2 separate regions of the Homo sapiens genome follow, and region 2 is linked to region 1. Evidence: read pairs that join two places in POLR2A ChIA-PET (ENCODE). Cell type or tissue: A673. All regions are shown on one strand. Links, peaks and the distances in the headings refer to the core of each region. The heading gives the core; the rest is flanking DNA. Region 1 overlaps RAB1A (RAB1A, member RAS oncogene family). Region 2 overlaps LINC02576 (long intergenic non-protein coding RNA 2576).

Region 1 (2,918 bases), core at 419-2,918:
AATGTGAATCACTTAAAAGACATTTGTTTTCCTGTAATAAATAAAAGATTAGTAATTAGTTTTACGTTTGCTTTCAAGGGATTCTGGTTGTATTTATTGTCAACTAAATAACTTTGATCAAATAGCCAAGACTCTAACATATAGGCAAGAGTTTGTAGGGAATCGTGAGTTGCTTGGCTTATACTGTGTTCTTGGTGTTAAGTATTAACAGGAATATGGCCTGGTAATTAGAACTTGTCCATCAGAATTGCCAAAAGTGGGATTCGGGGGTCTCTGCCTATGGAGGATGTGGTTCAGAAATAAAGAATTTGAATAGGATAAGCTGTAGGAGGATCTTAGTATGAGAATGAGTATCTGAAGATTAGCTGTGAGAGAGGGCAGAGCGATGGAGGGAACAATGTGGGACAGTGTGAAGCATGTGATCCAGGGGCCATAACTTTTTTTGTTACTATTTTTTTAAATCAGAAACTTAGATTTCAGTGTCCTTTCTATCAAAGAAAAGGACAAAAGATAAACGTTCAAAATTGGAATTTATTTTTCTTTTGGCAAATGTTAAATCTCACCTCTAATGAGAAATCATAGCTAATTAGGAGATAACTTACATGTAAGCATTTAGATTCAGTGCCATTAGAAGTGCTGGGTGGGTGATATCTGCAGGAGAAAAAAATGATGCTAGTTTAAAAAATCTCTACTATTACCGTGAAATATTTTTAAATGAAAACTTTCGTCCTCTAAATATGACTGTGGAAAAGAAAATGAGTATATTTAATAACATCTTTTGACATCTCTAGTAGTAACAGTAGGTCATCTTATTCATAAACCAAAATTTTACCAAATTTCAGGCCAGGCGCAGTGGCTCACGCCTGTAATCCCAGAACTTTGGGAGGCCGAGGCGGGCGGATCACCTGAGGTCAGGAGTTAGAGACTAGCCTCGCCAACATGGCAAAATCCCATCTCTAGTAAAAATACAAAAATTAGCCAGGCGTGGGGGCCCGTGCCTGTAATCCTAGCCACTTGGGAGGCTGAGACAGGAGAATCGCTTGAACCCAGCGGGCAGAGGTTGCAGTGAGCCGAGATCGCGCCATTGCACTCCAGCCTGGATGACAGAACAAGACTTTGTCTCAAAAAAAAAAAAAAAAAATTAATCAAATTTCAAAACCAGGTTTTGTAGTACATTTAAATTGCATATTCCAAAGCAGTTGGGTTTGCCTGCGTTGCAGTTTAATATTAAGCTATACTTCCCTTTCAAATAAGGTATTTTCATCGTTAAGCCTGTAAATTCTAGTTTGTCATTGTTTAGATATTTATAGTCATTTTAATATATCTGTTTACGGCCAGCTGCAATGGCTAACACCTGTAAACTCAGCACTTTTTGAGGCCAAGGTGGGCCGATTGAGCTCAGGAGTTCGAGACCAGCCTGGGCAACATAGTGAAACTCCATCTATACAAAAAATCCAAAAAAAAAAAGACAGGTGTGGTGGCATGTGCCTGTAGTCCCAGCTATCCCGGAGGCGGAGGCGGGAGGATGGCTTGAGCTTGGGAGGTCGAGGGTGCAGTGAGCTGTGATTGTGCCACTGCACTCCGGCCTAGGTGACAGAGCAAGACCCTGTCTCAAAAAAAAAAATCTCTTCACTCCTTAGCAGTGGTTATTTTGTAGCTAGAGTTGTCTCACTAGCTCTTTGTTATTTGTCTGTTAGGTCAGGAACGATGTTTCTGTTTATTCCAGAACTATATTATCGAACTATATTATCAGTCTTTCAAATGTCTTTTTAGGAGTCCTTCAATAATGTTAAACAGTGGCTGCAGGAAATAGATCGTTATGCCAGTGAAAATGTCAACAAATTGTTGGTAGGGAACAAATGTGATCTGACCACAAAGAAAGTAGTAGACTACACAACAGCGAAGGTATGTTTAAAGTTTAATTTTCATACTGAATTTGAAGGTGTTGAATTATGTATGGGTTCTGCAGTAACAGTAAGGCCACAGCCTTTTAAAAATATGTGCACTAGAATACTGTGACAGTGACAATTTGTGTAGCATCTGTTTGGATCCAATGAACTTAGTTCCTCACGCTCCATTATGGATGGTAGAAATGCACTAAGAATTAGTGAAAAAGATTTTTCAGTGTTAATTGTGCCTCATTATTCTCTTAGGAATTTGCTGATTCCCTTGGAATTCCGTTTTTGGAAACCAGTGCTAAGAATGCAACGAATGTAGAACAGTCTTTCATGACGATGGCAGCTGAGATTAAAAAGCGAATGGGTCCCGGAGCAACAGCTGGTGGTGCTGAGAAGTCCAATGTTAAAATTCAGAGCACTCCAGTCAAGCAGTCAGGTGGAGGTTGCTGCTAAAATTTGCCTCCATCCTTTTCTCACAGCAATGAATTTGCAATCTGAACCCAAGTGAAAAAACAAAATTGCCTGAATTGTACTGTATGTAGCTGCACTACAACAGATTCTTACCGTCTCCACAAAGGTCAGAGATTGTAAATGGTCAATACTGACTTTTTTTTTATTCCCTTGACTCAAGACAGCTAACTTCATTTTCAGAACTGTTTTAAACCTTTGTGTGCTGGTTTATAAAATAATGTGTGTAATCCTTGTTGCTTTCCTGATACCAGACTGTTTCCCGTGGTTGGTTAGAATATATTTTGTTTTGATGTTTATATTGGCATGTTTAGATGTCAGGTTTAGTCTTCTGAAGATGAAGTTCAGCCATTTTGTATCAAACAGCACAAGCAGTGTCTGTCACTTTCCATGCATAAAGTTTAGTGAGATGTTATATGTAAGATCTGATTTGCTAGTTCTTCCTTGTAGAGTTATAAATGGAAAGATTACACTATCTGATTAATAGTTTCTTCATACTCTGCATATAATTTGTGGCTGCAGAATATTGTAATTTGTTGCACACTATGTAAC
Region 2 (2,918 bases), core at 191-2,690, 53 kb after region 1:
GATTATTGAGTTGTGGTGATGGGGGAGGGATGGCAATCAGGAGGTCAGCGGCCAGAGGCCACCCAGCATCTCTGGGTCTAAAAGGCAAATTCCAACAGAAGTTTAATTGGCTTCCTTTGAGTCAGACGCTTACCTGGTTCATTAGCTAGGCTGAGGTTGGGGGAGCACACAGGGATGGGTATGCTAGGTAGGGCCTGCCTAAACTTGCTAGCAGCCTACAAGAATGGAGAAAAGAAGCATGTGAATAACTAGAATCCAGAGAATTTTAAGGCCTGGGGCAGATGCCTTCTGGGGTGCCATCCCAGCCCCCCAGTCATTTCCCTTTCTCTAGAACCTGTTCCACCCACCCCAGGGTAGGGACCAGCCGCAGTAGATGGCAGGCAGAAAGAGATTCTGCTATAAAACACCATACACATAAAAGAAAGAACAGCAACAAATGGACAAAGATGGAGTATGGTTTTGTGCCCAAAGAATTTACAACCCCAAAATGAGTTTCGTGATATGCCTGCTTTGATTTCTCATTTATTCCAAGTTATCATTTATATTGTTAATCTATACAGTTTTCTCCCCCCACGTATTAGACAGCTTTTAAAAATGGTTTTCAAGGCTGGGTACTGTGGCTCTTGCCTATAATCCCAGCATTTTGAGAGGCTGAGGCAGGTGGATCATTCGAGGTTAGGAGTTCGAGACCAGCCTGGCCAACATGGTGAAACCCCACCTCTACTAAAAATACAAAAATTAGCCAGGCGTGATGGCATGTGCCTGTAATCCCAGCTACTCGGGAGGCTGAAGCAGGAGAATCGCTTGAACCCAGGAGGTTAGAGTGAGCAGAGATTGCACCACTGCACTCCAGCCTGGGTGACAGAGAGAGACTGTCTCAAAAAAAAAAAAATGGTTTTCAAGTTACTTCGTGTGTATTTAAGTTTTTTGCCTACTTGATAAGCCCTCTGTTGGAAACTTCTCTGCAACCCTTGTTTATGAACCAGACAGGGCTGTGAGTATTCTGGTATACTGATGTCTACTCATTTACTGGTGTAAATTATTTCTCTGCCTCTATGCTAACTAGAGATATAGATATATATATATATGAATAATGAATATATAAAATTTATCAGTTTTCTCCCTCTATCTTAAAAGATTATTCACTGGGCTGGGCACGGTGGCTCATGCTGGTAATCCCAGCACTTTGGGTGGCTGAGGCGGGCAGATCACTTAAAGTCAGGAGTTTGAGACCAGCCCGGCCAACATGGTGAAACCTCGTCTCCACTAAAAATACAAAAAATTAGCTGCGTGTGATGGTGAGCGCCTATAATCCCAGCTACTCGGGAGGCTGAGGCAGGAGAATCACTTGAACCCGGGAGGCAGAGGTTGCAGTGAGCCAAGATCGCGCCATTGCATTCCAGACTGGGGGACAAGAGCGAGACTTTGTCTCAAAAAGAAAAAAAAAAGAAGATAGTCTGGATGTAAGTAATTATTCAGGCAATTTAAAATGACCCCTTGAAATTAAATGCCACTTGTTTTGATTAGACTTTTTTCTAAAATGTCTGACATCATTCTGTGCCATAGGAAATTGAGTTAGTAACATCTTAACTTTTTCTGTTCTTTTAATTTTCCGACTCAGTCATTGTTATGAAACCCCAGGCACTGTCGTGGCTGTACTCCAGCCTTGGGGGCTATTTGATTTTCTGGTGTTATTAGTGCTAATTCGAGAGCTCAGAGGCTTTTATTCTTTTCTAGCTGGCGATCATTCTGTTTCCTTCCATCTTGCTGCGGTCAGCATGTCTGCTTCCTCCCTTCCCATGGAATTATGATCTGTTCTCAGCTCTCCCTGTACCCCTCTCACAGCCTAACAGGGTGCCCTGTACAAGTAGGCACTCAATAACCATTTCTTCCATTGGATTAAACCCAGGAAGACTGGAAGTTTGCCAGAGGAAACAAAATAATTAAGCTTGTTAACTCATTAACTTTAATTTTAGACACATCCCTTAAGCTCCTGAGTATAGTATGGGAAATCATACCTGAGTTCCAAATGGTTGAGGTTGTCAGGGATCTTGGCTGCTGAATTAAGCGGGGTGTATGGCTCTATTATACATGAAAATATGTCTTTGCAGGCACACATAATTGCTGCTAATTTGTACCACAGGAAGAATAAAAGTAGCAAATTGATAAAGAAGACCTATTTCTACTTCTATAATGAAGGCTACTTACCCCCCATACATGTACAACTATTATATATCAATTTAAAAGACAATAGCCCTTGATTACCTTAAGTACAACCCCTACCTTCACTGTAGTATACCAGGATATAAAAGTATTGTCAAGGCCAGGCACAGTGGCTCACGCCTGTAATCCTAGCACTTTGGGAGGCTGAGGTGAGGGGTGTGAGTGGATCACCTGAGGTCAGGAGTTTGAGAGCAGCCTGGCCAACAATGGCAAACCCCGTCTCTACTAAAAATACAAAAAATAGCCAGGCATGGTGGTGCATGCCTGTAAACCCAGCTACTTGGGAGGCTGAGGCAGGAGAATTGCTTGAATCTGGGAGGCAGAGATTGCAGTGAGCCGAGATTATGCCACTGCACTCCAGCCTGGGTGACAGAGCGAGACTCCATCTCAAAAAAAAAAAAAGAAAAAAAAGGATTGTTTATGAAATTCAAAGCTATTTGCTGAAATACAAGCACATTTTTATAAACGAAGGTGACATATTTAAAACACAGAAACAGGTAAATTGGGTGGAAGCAAAATTGACCCATAATTTTATTGGTCTTTCCTACTGACACATTTTAACTATGTTACAAAAACTACTGAAGTTGAACTGTGAGATACATCTTAAGTGCATCCTTAGTGGGCAGTTAATTATTTCTCACTAAATAGAGTTTTGCTCAGGCATAAAACCTTGGAGTCATCCTAGGTTCCTCTGG

What was found. ChIA-PET counts read pairs that join two places held together with the same protein. Peaks named below come from ENCODE experiments on the same cell type or tissue, not always from the same donor. Only the 100,000 strongest peaks of a DNase experiment are listed, where the experiment ranks them.
Region 2: POLR2A ChIA-PET joins it to region 1 with 8 read pairs; 3 of 35 experiments call an interaction of 5 or more read pairs at or near these places.

What each region holds. Positions count from the first base shown.
Region 1 is chr2:65,087,926-65,090,843 of GRCh38, reverse strand. It overlaps RAB1A (RAB1A, member RAS oncogene family), which reads left to right. Exons shown (of 6, transcript NM_004161.5): 5 at 1,774-1,905; 6 at 2,154-2,918. The coding sequence ends at 2,351. Among named protein-coding and RNA genes, the nearest start is that of CEP68, 33 kb to the right of the region's middle. In A673, for the core only: no CTCF peak of the experiment used is centred there; no DNase peak of the experiment used is centred there.
Region 2 is chr2:65,034,562-65,037,479 of GRCh38, reverse strand. All of the region lies in intron 2 of LINC02576 (long intergenic non-protein coding RNA 2576), which reads right to left. Among named protein-coding and RNA genes, the nearest start is that of LINC02576, 5.3 kb to the right of the region's middle. In A673, for the core only: no CTCF peak of the experiment used is centred there; a DNase peak (open chromatin) is centred at 1,709.